Linked DNA regions of Homo sapiens: region 2 is linked to region 1. A link is an interaction called in ENCODE POLR2A ChIA-PET data of the cell type or tissue named here. Cell type or tissue: PC-9. All regions are shown on one strand. Links, peaks and the distances in the headings refer to the core of each region. The heading gives the core; the rest is flanking DNA.

What was found. Peaks named below come from ENCODE experiments on the same cell type or tissue, not always from the same donor. Only the 100,000 strongest peaks of a DNase experiment are listed, where the experiment ranks them.
Region 2: POLR2A ChIA-PET joins it to region 1 with 10 read pairs; 4 of 35 experiments call an interaction of 5 or more read pairs at or near these places.

The regions. Positions count from the first base shown.
Region 1 is chr2:20,089,786-20,098,045 of GRCh38, forward strand. The region is part of intron 2 of LAPTM4A-DT (LAPTM4A divergent transcript); the gene reads left to right. Among named protein-coding and RNA genes, the nearest start is that of LAPTM4A-DT, 42 kb to the left of the region's middle. RefSeq lists enhancers at 1,473-1,974, 1,975-2,474. In PC-9, for the core only: CTCF peaks have their summits at 4,032 (motif pointing left) and 4,232; a DNase peak (open chromatin) is centred at 4,036; H3K27ac peaks cover 2,004 bases.
Region 2 is chr2:20,179,966-20,186,453 of GRCh38, forward strand. No RefSeq gene overlaps it. Among named protein-coding and RNA genes, the nearest start is that of SDC1, 42 kb to the right of the region's middle. In PC-9, for the core only: no CTCF peak of the experiment used is centred there; DNase peaks (open chromatin) are centred at 4,346, 4,756 and 5,836; H3K4me3 peaks cover 1,327 bases; H3K27ac peaks cover 3,312 bases.

The DNA of each region.
Region 1 (8,260 bases), core at 1,967-6,966:
AATGAGAGACCACCAGGTTAGGGGGAGGAGAGGAGCCTAAATTCTGCTAAGGTGTAGACATAAATTATTGCCAGCCATTATTCCGGAGGTCACAAGATACACAACTTTTCCAATCACTCCTGCAGATAACATCATTCTTGTGGAACATAAGGTTGGCCTTTTGAGATAGCTGCTAGCGCCTGTTTTTATCAGAACAGAGCAGAAAAGATTCTTTTGAACTGATAGCCCAAATATCAGTGACTCTGAGTTCCTATTAGCAGGAGGCAGACCCTCAGTACCTCTGCAGCCTGTGTTTGACCTCTTGGTTATTTTCTGGGCATCTTCAAAAGGGGACCCCAAGAGTTCCCGAGCCCATTGGTCCACCACAGATGTCCTGGCACTCCTGGTATCCTCTCTTGGTCTGGCCTCCCCAGCCAGTGCCCATTGCTCTTCAAGTTTCCTGAAGGACTCTCGGTGATGTGATCACCTGAAAGCCGCCAAGGTCCACTCCCCATGGCCAGAGCAGTGATGGTGCTCTGCCTCCGTGTAAATGAGGAAGAAAAGTGCTATTCCTGATCCTGCCTCCCACCAAGTGCCTCATGAAAGCAGCCCCTCGGCTTCCTCCCTCTGTTCAGCCTGCACCCCCTCAAAGAAGCCCTCTCCGCCTGGGATGGCCTCCCCAAGCACACTGGAGCGCCAGCTCATGGAGGGCAACATGTCCATAGCTTGCTGACAGTATGCACTCACACAGTTCAGCTATTAATTTCAACGTGTTGATTAGGTGGTGTTTATAATATTTTTATTTTTTTAGAAACAGTTCTTTTACTTCCGAACAATGTAGTACAATTATCTGTGAGCATATCTGTGGTGTTTATGTATTTTCATTTTCCTGAAGAAAAAGCTTTCGAGAAGCCCTCATAACGGCCGGTGTGAAATGCCTGGGCAGTGACCGCCTCACCCCAGGAACAAGCCACGTGAAGGCCCAGGGTTGTCCCTCCTCCTCCTCCACACTTCGGAAGCTCTTTTCTTCCCTTCTTTCCACATTGTCCCTGCACATACACCCCTCGCCACCTCCTACCCCACACAAATTCCCAGCAGCTTTGGTGACAACTCAGACATTCCTCATTACACGGGTCTATACACAATCTTTTATGAGTTAATAACTACAGTTTCCCCCAAGGACAATGGTCACACTACATTTGTGGGACTCAAGGGCCCTTTTTGCTGAGGAAGGAAAGAAGCCAGGAAAAAAAGGAAGGAAGGAAGGAAAGAAGAAGGAAGGGAGAGAGACAAGGAAGGAAGAAAAGCAAAAAGAAGGATCTTCCCTAAAAGACAACTGAAGCCTCCACCTCTGGTGTCGGAAGCTGTTTGCAACCCCTTTCCCACTCAGGGAAGCGTTAAAGTTCTTAGGGGTCAGCTTGAGGTTGAGCCCGTTACACAGTGTGAGCACTCAGGTGTGAGCATGCAGGTGTGTTGTGTCAGCGTGTGTGTGAGGGTGATGTGTGTTCACACTGTCCAGGGCTAAAGGGGTTCAAAATACCCTTCTTATTCCATTTCCACCTCTTATGACCTTCAGAACCTTGAAGTTTTATCAGAGGAGTGCAATGGAAGCAGTTCCTCCTTCCATTGCAATCACCTTCTCTCATCTGTTGGGACCTTTAAGAAAAGGGTGGAGACTATTCCTGAGCCAATACTAAGGGATATTGCAAAAGGCAGAATGAAGCTGGGGACGTACAATGAGACCTCCTGGGAATGACTGCTGCGAGGAAGCAGCCTGAGCCAGATCTCTGGCAGGCGGTGTGAGGACCTCGTGATGGGGGCCTCATGATGGCCCTGACACAGCGGGGCCAGGCTTTTGAGTAGAAGGGACAGCTGCAGGGAGTTAGAGGTGCTGGCCCACGCAGGCAGAGGGGAGGAGTGCCAGCGATTATGTTGGCCTTTTTACACACTGATTTTTTTTTTTTCCCTGAAGGTAAGGATGGGGCAGAGAAGGTTCTCAAGCAATATTCTGAAATGAGCATGAATCGATGAATCATTTTCCAGAGCTTGGGGGCTTTCCAGGGACAGTGAGCCCCAGGAATCTGACACATGGACTCTTACCAAGAGAAATGGAATTCCTGAGTGGGGACTGCACAGGAAGCAGTAACGCTTTTCAGCATAAACTGTAGTCATCCTGGCCAGGGCTGCAGGCAAGTGAGGGAGCAGCTGCGCCCGGGGTCTAGCAAAGCCCTGGTTCCTCCAGTGAGACCCAAAGCATCTCCTGAAGGAAGGTCTCTTAAACGACCCTCAGAATCGGATTTCGCTCTGCATCGAGTTTTCTGAAACTTGAAGATCAAATGCTGAGGTTACAAATGCTTTCCATTATTTTCTTCATGGTTTTCTAGATTTTAAAACATTGCTCTAGCCAGGGTGTTTTCCCAGCCCCCACGTCCATGGCACCCCCAGTCTCTTCTCTGCACATCTGGATTTCCTACGGGGTTTCACTGGTGTCCAGGGCCGTCACCCAAAGGTGCCTGGCCTGGAGTAAGCAGAGGCTGGAACACAGCCTGAGCCTGGAACACAGCCTGAGCCCTGCTTGTCAAGTTCTGCTTCTGACCAGCGGAGGGGGGCCCAGACTGGGTGCCTATTTCTAATTCCTGGAAAGGTATGTGCCCGCCGAGGCCCAGCTGGTGTCCCCCTCTAGATGAAGTCACCTGCTGGGGCCACCACGACCCACCTGGGGCCCGCTGCCAGATCCCACCAGCCTCTGCCGCCTTTGCCCGGTGCCACTGCCACTGCCCCAGGTCACCACCATGATGATGAACCAGGCTCCCCATGAGGTGCCATAGCGGCACTATGTTGTCTGGGGTCTTCCAAGCCACGTTGTTACAGGAAAATGCTACACTTCCCAGATGGTTTCAAAGTGCAAGCTGCAATAACTCACAGAGCTTTGGTGAAGTCACTCATTCTATTTTAACTCAACTATGGAACTAACTCTACTGTTGAAGGCATGAGGGCGCCGGGCGGGGGAATGAACCAGAGTGGTGGCCATTCTGTGGGCCTTCCAACATTCCTCATCTTCGAGATTTGTCAGTAAGGGATTCTTACTGATTCAGACTTGGGTCTGGGTCCTCTTTGTGAAGATACACTTTGTGTCCTCAAATTTGAATGTTTTCCCAGAAAGCTCTTGTGTCCCCAAGACAGATTTCTGGTGGCCTCCCCATCACTGAGCCAGGCAGGCCCACACATGCCTGCCCCAGGCTTAGGGTGGGGCGTGCTCCATCAGAAAGAACAGGTCGATCTTCTTTCCTTCTTCCCTTCCTTCCAGGTTACACAGCGACATGCAAAGTCCTCCCCAGTATGGACCACATTGAAGCAGGTGTGAGGCAGACACCAGGGCTTCCCAGCCACCAGGCTTCTTTGGCCACTTTTTCGTCTTGTCCTGGTAGAAGGTGGCCATGAATCCAAGCACCCCTTCCAGCCTCACGAGATGAATTAATTAGCCTAAACTGTTTGTGGTAATTCCTTTCCCCTTGTGAGCAATTTGGCACTTTTTGGCACCCAGTCTCTGGTGTGACCTCGCCATCCTCATTGGCACAGCCACCCTGGGAACAAAAGCCATCCTCACGTGTCGCTGAGATCCCAGCCATGTGCACACTCAGCCCAGGTAGGCTGCAAGGGCAGAAGCCTCTGAGACCCACTGACTCTTAGCCTTAATTCTTCCAAATCAACTTTAATTTGCCCCAAATCCCCACACACCAGGACTGTGCCCAGGCTGTGGGGGTCTTACACAGCGTGAAAACTTCAGGAACTTCCTGCTGTCATCAGTTACTGGTCTTCCTATTTACCGTTTGGACAACCACAGACTGAAGGAATCTGAAATGGACCCGTCGGGTCAGTGGCTCTGAGCCACTGTGGGAATGTCTGGCAAGGCTGGAAGCCCTGGGGTCTAAGGTCCAGGGGGCCAAGGTGCACCTGGGCTGGCCTTTTGTTCACAGGCTTCCCTGTGATCTCCCTCCAGCCTGGGAGAAAAAAAAAAATCTCTCTTCCATGCTCCTCTCAAAGGCACCCCCTGCAGGACATCCACACGGTCTCTCTGGGAGCTTGGGCTTTTATTAAAGACACAGCAAGCCTGCCTTGCCAAAATCCCTCAGACAAGGCCATGCCAAGGGCTGGCGACCTCCTGGTAATGTGAGAAGACACCAGAAGAACACGTACTCCTTTTTCAATTAACTGTCCCCCCATCTTTCCGAGGAAATCTGACTCCTGTACCAAGCTTGCCTTCTAAACAGGTTGAGAGCCTAGAAGCCAAGGGACAGGGCTGTGAGGGGAAAGACTGGGCCCAGCCAGTGAGTGGGGGGCAGCCTGGGAGGAGCATGTTGGCAGCATGAGCCCAGCAGGGAAAGAAGGCCTCTGGCCTCTGTCCTGAATGGCAGGAGGAAGTCACCGTCGGCCACCCTCACAGCCCAGGGTTGGGGCTTCTGGAGTGACTGATATCACCCCACGTATGAATCTGGCCCTGATGCCAAGGACTGTGATTCAACAAGGCAACTGGGGCCATACACAGGGGTGCTGGGCCCTGTAGGAGACAGTGGCAAGGCCCTGCTCTCAGGCTCCTGGGTCCCAGTGGGGAGGCAGCCTCATGCATGGATCCTTAGCCCGTGAGGAGCAGGATGGCTGCAATAAGGAGGAGGAAGCCTGAACAGCTGATTCCTCCTTGGGCGGTGGGTGGGGTTGGCTCTGTGGGATCTGAGAAGGCTTCTTGGGAGAGGTTGGGTTTAAGTTAGGACCTTGAGACAGGCAGGAGGAAGCCATTCTAGAGAAAGGTGGCAGTTTCTGGGAGGGGTTTATAATTGAAGCTGGGGCATCAGGGGTATGTCAGAAGAAGGAGGGGCAGTGGAAAATAAGCTTGTAAAAACAGCTTGAGGCCAAACCACAAAGAACACTGAATGCCTGGGGAGGGGGAGTTTAGTTTGAATTTTTATTGTTTATGCATGGTCATAGTTTAAGGATCCCTGCCCCCAGTCTCAGATTTTGCCTTTTCCTGCTTCCCAAGCTTTCAGCTGGTTCTTTTAGTATTTACCTTCATAGCTGTAAATATTATGCTTAGATTACTATTTGATTTTTCTACTTATAATGTCATTCGTTGAGTTTCTGCTACAGAAGATGAGATGTTTATGTATAGTGAGAGCAGTATACATAAACATACTTCCTATCCCTTCAAATAGAGTTACATTATAATTTTAGTTCATTAATAGTTTGCATTACATTATTATTACTACATCAACAATACTCACAGCTGAATCATATAGTAGACCATGGTAACCTTTTGCTTGCTTATTTTGTACTTTTCCTGAAATTAATCATTACCTTGTTGTTTGCTTCTTTGTTTTAGTTTGTTTAAGTTTCTAAGTACTTATTACTAATGAAACCCCAAAGTTTTTGTCAAGTATAGACATCTCCTTTCAGGCTGTTCAGAAAGCCTGTGGTGTCCTACCAACTTCACCCTCCTGGGAAGCTCTTCTGAACCCTAGAGTCCTGTGCATAACCATTTGGGAAAATCCCTTCATCTCTCTCCTGGGTTAAGGTCCCCTTGCCTTCTTCCTCATTTCACCCCTATGTTTTGATAGAGCACATCCCCCAGTAGCTTTCTGAGAAAAGGTGCATTTGGGGCCGTGATACTTGAATACCTGGAAAAGTCTTTTCTACCCTTGCAGTTGATTGATAGGTTGGCTGGGTATAGGTTTTAGGTTAGAAATCATTTTCCTTTAGAATTTTGAAAACACTGCTCCATTGCTTTAAAAAATGTTGCAACTGAGAAACATAAAGCCAGCTTGATTTCTGTCTCCTTTGTATGTGATGGGATTTTTTTTTTCTGTTCTTCTGGGAGCTTTTACATCTTCTCTTTGTCCCCAGTGTTGTGAAATTTCACAATAACCGACCTTGCTGTAGGTCTCTTCATCCATTGTGCTGGAATGGGCCCTTTTAATGTGGAAACTTGTCCCTCTTGTCTGGGACATTTTCTTGAAATATTTCCTTGACAATTTCTCTGACAGTAGGTATTTTTTTCCACCCTTTGAATATAGATGGAAATACCATTTTCCCCAGAATGTAACCAGATCTTGTCGTTCTAGAATGTAGCCAGGGAAGCAAAGGCATCCAGCTAAGTTTGCCTGTGGTAGGAGTCAGAGCGTAAGCTTACTTTGGAAAGGGAGTTCTGCGGTCCACTTTCTGCCTCCGCTGAAGGCCTTCATGTCGATGAAGTGCCTGGGAGGTCCTAAGTCTCATCTTATTAGAGAAACTGCTCCTGAACAGCCTAAGATGTCACCCCATGCATCAGTTCATAGTCTCTTACTCTGCTTGATTTTACTTGCCACATCATAGGTGCTCAATGCTCATTGTTTGTCAAATTGAATTATTTGGGACACAATTTTCCCGTCTGTAAAATGAAGGTGCTGGACTAGAATTCTAAAAGTCCCAGTAGCTCCAATGTCCAACAACTATGCTTATGTCACTGTGTTGGAAAATGACTTATAAAAGGGAATGAAATAGTCTCTGTAAATATGTTTCTCTGCCCACATTTAATGAATTGTCTACCACAATGAGGGGGAGTCCTATTTGTGGGAGCCTGTGTCCATCCTACTGAGTCAGTGGTTGATGGGGGTGGGGTCCTGGCTGCTGAAGAGCCAACTGGGACCGCAGAGGCCCCTCTGAGAGCCCTCAGGCTGCCAGACACAAAGCCTGTACCACCTTCAGGATCTGAGCAAACTCAGTGAGGCTGGACCAGTGAGGAAAACGCCCTCCGTCTAGAAGAACAAGTTACTCCTTCCCCTTCTAGAGGCCCTGGGAGTTGTCCTAGGCTGTTCTTACCCTGGCCCCTTCCCACTTTAATCTAACCGATGACCAAGCCTCCTCCATCTGCTCCTAGGGTTTCTCACCCACCCACCCTCTGCCCTCCATTCTCATAGCCTACCTCAGATGGCTTTCATCATCTTTTATCTGGCCCCTGTCAACTGCCTCCTAACTCCCATCCCTCCACTTAGTTTGTGCTCTAAAACATTCTCCTGGCTAGGCCTGGTGGCTCACACCTGTAATCCTAGCACTTTGGGAGGCCACGGTGGGAGGATCTCTTGAGTCCAGGAGTTTGAGACCAACCTGGGCAATGTAGTAAGATCCCATCTCTATGAAACACTAAAAAAAATAGCCTGGCATGGTGGCACATGCCTACAGTTCCAGTTACTCAGGAGGCTGAGGTGGGAGGATGGCTTCAGCCCAGGGAGTTGAGGCTGCACTGAGCCATGATTGTGCCACTGCACTCCAGCCTGGGCAAGAGAGAGAGACTTTGTCTCAATCGATCAATCAATCAAACATTCTCACCAGTCACCAGATACACCCTTCCAAGGCACAAAACAGACTGTGCCCTTTCCCTGTCAAAAACCTTCCACTGCCCGGCTGGGCGCGGTGGATCACGCCTGTAATCCCAGCACTTTGGGAGGCCGAGGCGGGTGGATCACGAGGTCAGGAGATCGAGACCATCCTGGCTAACACGGTGAAACACTGTCTCTACTAAAAATACAAAAAAATTAGCTGGGCTTGGTGGCAGGCGCCTGTAGTCCCAGCTACTCAGGAGGCTGAGGTAGGAGAATGGCGTGAACCCGGGAGGTGGAGCTTGCAGTGAGCCGAGATCGCGCCACTGCACTCCAGCCTGGGCGACAGAGCCAGACTCTGTCTCAAAAAAAAAAAAAAAACAACAAAAAACAAAAAACAAACAAACAAAAAAAACACCTTCCACTGCCCCCGCCAATAGGAGAGAGAAAAGAATTCCATAAACACCCGTACTTCATACTTCAGTATCATGGCAGACAGCGCCCACCGCACGGTTGTGCCACCTGAGTCCCATAACAGCTCTCTGACCCAGGCAGAAGTCCCCTTTGAAAGATGAGAAGCTGTGGCTCCAGGGGACACATGACTGGCCTAAGGGCACTCAGGAGGCCTCCTGGAAGCTGGGTCCCTTACCTCCAGCCAGGGACCCTCCCAGTGCCCATCCCCTCCCCTAATTACCTCTAAAGACCCAGTCTGGTTACTTGCTATGAACCAGTCTCAGGCATTGGGAACCACAGGGATGGGCCAGAGACACACACAAACCAAGAAAACATCTTTGTGGTATCACAAAGCAAAGTGTGAGATGTCAGCCGGAACCAGGAGTGGCCAGCCTGGACGGTTGCCACTATGGAGGTCCCCGGAGTAAATGTCCGCCTACCCTCACTAGGACCCGTGGGAGGCCAGTGTTCCAGCGGCCACT
Region 2 (6,488 bases), core at 1,489-6,488, 90 kb after region 1:
GCGGGCTCCCAGAAGCAAGAGACATGAAGCTGGAGGGAAACAAGGGACAGCCTAGCCAGATGTGCAGATGTGACTACAATCACATTTGATGCCATCCTCCCACTCCAGCCCATGCAGACTCCAGCCCCTGTTGCCAGCCATCCATTGCTGGGATGAGACCAGCCTCAAGGGAGATGTTCCTCAAACAGTGTCACCTAAGCCTGTCCCAAGCTGCTCCTGCCACAGAGCATCAGACTCCAGACTGGACTAGAGGACGCAGGAGGACCCGCCCACCCAGGCCCATGACAGACAGGGAGCCACGCCTCAGGCCCCTCCTCCCCTTTCTCCATGAACCCTCTGAGCCTTGTGGAGCCCGGTCTCTGGCCCTGGCTGCTCGGGGAAGCACAGGCATGTGCCCATACCCACACCAGCCCCTGGGCCCCTCCCTGGGAGCATCCGGGGTCTCAAGCGCCAGAGCCTGCATGGTGGTGGTGGTGGAGAACTCACAGCTCATTCGGAGCCAAATCTGTCTCCAGATTCGCGGACGTTGCCACACCTGTCCACCCCAGCCTCGCCCGAGGCTTCGGCCTTTTATTTGCTTGTTGAGTGGAGCACTAAAGTCCTTTACCCTAAGTAAACCGTGTGTCCATTTCAGATCTGGCTTCACTGCCTCAAAAGCTAGGAGGACTGAAGAAGGTTGGGATGTACATCTGGGGTTCGGGGGACAGCACTATGTGTGGGGGTGGGGAGGGGGAAAGATAATTTTCTGTGAAGGTGGGAGGGGTGGAGGTGCCTTTACCCCACTCCCACTCCCCCTCCTCAGTGTTCCGAAAAGTCTGAACCCTGCTGGTCTGATGAGGGCTCCCAGCTGATCTGAGGGCTCAGTCAGCCTTGCCGGGTGCCCCTCCAAAAGAACCTAGGAGTCTGGGTGCCCAGGTCTGGGCCTGCCGGAGCTCCCTGGCCCCTCCTCACAGCCAAGAGACACTGTGATCCTCAGACTCTCTGAAGGCCCCTCAACAATCAAAAAAGGGTGGGCTCCCGCTTATTGAGAAGTTGTGCCTTTTTTTGTCCTAGATTCACCTGCCCAGCCTCAGGGACCCCAAGTTCTGGGTCATGTGCTTGGGACATCCTCACAGCCCGGCCTGAGAAGACCTGGGTATTCTGGCTCCCATGGTGCCCTCATTCTCTCAGGACACCTGAGGCCCTGGCCCTGAGGCCTGTCATGCGGCCTTCTTGCAGCATCGCTGTTTGTTTCCTGAGCTCCTGTCTGGGCTAAGCCCTGAGGAAGAAGAGAGTAGAGAGGATGCGCTTGCTGCCTCGGGGGCCTGCACCCTGGTTGGGGAGCCAGGCATGGATGCGGGCTGCATGGGCGCCAGCTACCATGATGGCTCCCTAGCAGCACCGTCTGTATACCACACTTTGTTCTGAGCAGGTCACATGTGTTTGTTTGTTTATTTATTTATTTATTTTGAGACAGAGTCTTGCTCCGTTGCCCAGGCTGGAGTGCAATGGTGCAATCTCAGCTCACTGCAACCTCCACCTCCCAGGTTCAAGCGATTCTCATGCATCAACCTCCTGAGTAGCTGGGATTACAGGCGCACGCCACCACGCCAGACTAATTTTTTGTATTTTTGTAGCAAAGGGGTTTTGCCATGTTGGCCAGGCTGGTCTCAAACTCCTGACCCCAGGTGATCTGTCTGCCTCTGCCTGCTGGGATTACAGGCATGAGCCAGTGTGCCTGGCCAATATGTGTTTAATTATTTATTACATGGGCTTCACAAGCCTGTGAAGCACATAGATCATTCCATGACCACCATTTTAAGGATGAGGGAAACGCTAAGGCATAGTGACAGTAAGCAACAGCCTAGGGATGTACAGCTAGTAGGTGGCAGAGCCCAGCTAAGACCCAGGCAGCGGGTCCAGCACCCATGCTGTCAGTCTCTATGAGATGCTACCTTTGGAGCAACATGCATCAGGAAGACAGGGCCAGGGGCAGCTTTCAGAGGGTGTAGACCAGATGGCGGCAGCGCTTGGCCCTGAGGTGTGATGGGATTTTGTGAAACAGAAGCAGCACAGGGCAACGCAGACAGAGGAAGCAGAAGCAGTATCTGCAAGCCTCGGAGGTGTTAATGACAATCACCCGAGGAAGGAGGTGGGGACAGGGGACTCCTGTACTTTCCCCCATACCCTTGCCTTGTTTGAATCTTCCATAATGTGCATATATTCATTAATTACAGGTGAAATTTAAACGCACAAAAAAATACAGTGAAGACTGAGTTGTGTGTCATAAAGCCATACAACTCAGCAGGAGTTGGCAAACCTTTCCTGTAAAGGGTCAGATAGTGAGTATTTGAAAATATTTTCAACTACTCAACTCTGCCACGGCAGCACAAAAGCGGCCATAGACAAAAGGCACACAAGCGGGCGGGGCTGTGTTCTAATAAAACTTTATTTATGGACATTAAAATGCCACATTTTCGCATGTCACAAAATATTCTTCTTTTGAAGTTTTCAATCGTTGAAAATGTAAAAAGCATTTTTCCCTCACAGACCGTACAAAAGCAGGCATGGAGGCAATACTGTGGCCTCTGGGCCATCGTTCGTACACACCTTCCCCAAAAGGCTCAGATAGGCGAGAGAGCAGGGAGGCTCCAGAGTTGGCTGGAGTCTAGTTGGCTGAGTCCAGTCACTCAGGTTGGCTGCAGCCCAGGAGTCCCAGGAGCGAGGAGCAGCAGGGCTGGGCCAAGAGTGGAGAGGGCTGAGGACAAACCCATAGGGCCTCGAAGGCCCCAGGAAGAGATGTTGTCACAGCTGACTCAGCCCCGTGCTCAGACTCCAGTGTTACCAGGTCCTGAATGTGAGACGCAGGCGTCTGCTTCTCCGAGCTTCAGTTACTTCAGCTGTAAAATGGGACACTGGCATTGACCTTGAAGGTCATGATGCATGGAAAGAGAGGGTTAGATCTTGTGAAAGGGGCTGAGGCTGGTGCCTATCCCGCACCAGAGACCCACGGGGGTGACGATGGTGTTTGCTGTTCATTCACACAATTGTTTTGGTTATTCTCAGGATGTTAAGCAGGCTCATGTCCAGGTATGTGTTTTAGAAATGTCTCCCTGGTGCTATGTGACGAATATGTCTGCATGTCTGTATGAACATCCTTCCTTCACCTTCCAGAACCTTCTCTCGGCTGCCCTGTACTAGGAAGACCAACCTGAGCAGACAGCATCCACAGGCTCCCTCACCCTCCTGTGGACAGACAACTCAGCTACTGGGGACCCCCAGAAGGAGATGAGGGGAGGGAGGAGAGCAGGGTTCTCCCTGACTCCCTCCTGCAGGCTGTGTGCAACCTGGATGCATCTTTTTGGAAAAGTCACAGCACTCTCCCAGCTCACCTCAGAGATTCAAGGGGGTCTCCCTGCCCCTTGCCCACATCTTTGTACACTCTTCTCAAATTACCCAAATTTGAATTCGACCTGCCTGATTGATAGAGGGCATAAGACTGGGTAAAGATACCAGCTAGGAGACTATTGCTATCATCTTGATGAAGGAAAATGAAGCAGTAAACCAGGACAGTGGTGATGAGGGTGAAGGAAGAGCTGGAACCAAGACATATGTAGACATTCAACAGGTGGAACCAGGAGCATTCCAGAGAGGGAGGAATCTCCAGGAGCAGTTGCATCTCTGGCTCAGGCAATGGAGGGGATGGAGATTCTGAGAGAGGATACCCAGGGGGAGAGGCTGGTGTTTGGGATGGAAATGATAACTTTGAGGCAGTGCCTGCAAACATCCAGGTGGATAAATGCACATGTATATCCAGCCTTCCTGAAGCTCTGATTTTCTACCATGTTTAGCCAGGATCCATCCAGTTCTCCCAGACAAGCCATGTCAGGAATGGCCTGGGAGCCATGGAGAGGGGTCAGTGAATAGATGGCTGCTGGCCTTGTCCTTCCCCTTCGGATGCAGGAACAAGGCTCTCAGATGCATGAACTCAGCCTAGAGTTCCTGGGTCTCCTGCTGCACCCACAGGAGAGGTCTGGGAGGACTCCATCCCTGGAGGTGCCAGCAGTTAAAGAAAGCCAGAGCTGCCAGCCAAAAAACACCTTTGCCCATCAGCCAGGAAAGCTGAACAGGCTGGAGTGCTTCCATAGGGGAGGCACTGGGCTTAGATCTTCCTTTAGCCATCCATTCCTTGGGGCTTTCAGGGGGCAGGAGGTCAGATCTATGCTTTCCTCGGAGGTGGGCCCTGGTGCTGGGGCGGGACCACAGGTGGCAGAGGGTGGGGGCTTAACTCCTCAGGCCTCACTGCTCATTCCTAGTTGGACTGACTTCTGATTACATTGTTGTTTCAGAAACAAGCACTCGATGGCATATTTCTCAATTGAGTCACTGCTCAGTTTGCCTTCTCCCAGGAAAGCAAACACTCTCTGGCTTCACCTCGGGCCATGGCTGTCATTGACCTTACTTACCTTGAAGGGCTCAGCACTGGGTTCCCAAGGCCCTTTTTAAGATCCAATTTCCCTGGTGCTTTGAGGAGGGTGGGGGACATCAGAAGACCCTCTTGCTGGGAACATCCACTTCCCGATGCCTCCTCCTTTGACGTCGTGAGCCACAGGCCACCAAGCAGGTTCTGCGGCAGCAACTCAGAAGAGCCCTCTGGAGTAGGAGAGCCTGGATCCCGGTGCCCAAGGTGGGCACAGCCTGCAAGCAGCTCTGCTTGGAGAAGTCCCGCTTCCTAGGGCTCATTCCGACTGTGCACATGACACTTTCGGGAGTAGGTCAAGAGCCCCAGGCGTCATTTGAACAGGAAGTTCTCGGGTCACATCAAATGTTCCATGTTGCCAACCCTCCATGTAACCCCTTTTCAGGAAGTCATCGGTCTCACTGGCAGGGTGGGGGAGGGCCTGTCATGAGTCCCGTCTCCAGTGTCCCTCTGTTCAGTGCATTTGGCGTAACCCCCAGCTGTATGCACTGGGCCCCCAGGGCTGCCTCCCCCTACGTCCCCCACAGCAGCCCAGCATGGGGAGAAAACATCCTAAAATCACCAGGGGCTCCAGGGAAAAGCCGAGAGGGGGCACGTGGCTGGTATGAGAGCCAGGAATGCCCATGTGTTCAGGATGGCGGAGGCAATGAGGAAAGAATGGCCCGATCTTCTCTCTGTTCCCTGCCTGTCAGTGTCATTCCCACTGGGTTCTAAATCCCCCTAGCATGTTCACAGGTAGCTCGCTGCACCCAGAGACCCCACCAGGCAGATAAACTTCTTTGTCCCACAGACAGAATTCCTCGACCTAGTCTTGCCTTCTTCCCCCTGCTGTCGTCCTCATCCCACTTCCAGCTGTGCCTGAAGAGAATCTGAGGGTCAGACTGGAGGGCGGGGAAGGAGAGGCCGAGCTGCCCCATTCACAGCGTTCAGGACTGTCTCTGCCCCAGGTTCCCTGACTCCTGGAAGTTTCTGGAGTCCTAGACAGGTCCTCTTGGCACTTTAGGAACCAGCTCAGGGCCTGCCTCTTCCTGGAAGCCCTTCCTGTGCGTGCTGATGGTCTTGGAATCAAAGCGCAGCTGCTGAGGAAGTAACTGGGAAAAGCAAAGGCCAGAACTGCAGGGTTGAGGAGGAGGAGACAGTGAGGAGAAGCCCACAGTTCATCTCCGGGGCTCCTCCAGGTGGCTGGCGGAGCGGCTGAGTGGCCCGAGGACTTCCTTTCCCAGGAGGCTGTGCCACAGACTTGGAGCTGTGGGGTGGGGTGGCGGGTAAGAGGGCAGGCTCTCTCCTGGGCAGCACAAAGGAAGCGTCCAGGGGGCCCAAGACAGCTGTCTCACTGTGCGGTCTGAGCACCCCCAGCCCGGGCATGTGAGCAGAGCTGACTAACTCTTGCAGGAAGTGGCCTCAAGCTGGGAGGGAATGGTTGGAAGGCCGACTGGGAAGCGGGGCTCAGAGGGTGCTCCCCAGCCTGGCCCCTGACTCATGAGAGCACACTGTGCCCTTTGAGGGTGGCCTGCTTTAGCCATCTCTGCGGGTGCTGCAGGGGAACAGGGAAATGAGGAACCAGCATCTGCCCACAGCCTCCCTTCTCCCACAGAGGCAGGCTCCAGGCCTCAGCTCCCACCCTTCCACCAACTCACCTCCCCGCCTCACCTGGTTTTCCTATTTTTTTTGTTCTCCAGGCTTTTCCCATGGGAAAATCCCACCCACCATTCCAGGCCAGCCAGAAAGCCTCTCCCTGACACCTGACCAAGTGTTCCCTGCTGGCTCACAGGTAGCCAAGCCCCAGAGGTCTGATATGTGACTTCCCGGCAGGATGCTGTGATCTCCAAGGGCAGGGTCCCTGGAGGGAGCCGGGGCTGTACAATGTTGGCCCTCAGCAGGGTCTCCAGGCAGGACTGCTTCCTCAGGCCAGTCCATGGTTCCTCCACCCTGGCTCCCACTCCCCATCCCCCCTGGCCTCAGGGAGCTGACAAGGCCAGAGGCCCCTGAATTCCTGCCCGAGGGCTCACCCCTGCCCTCGGTTTCACAG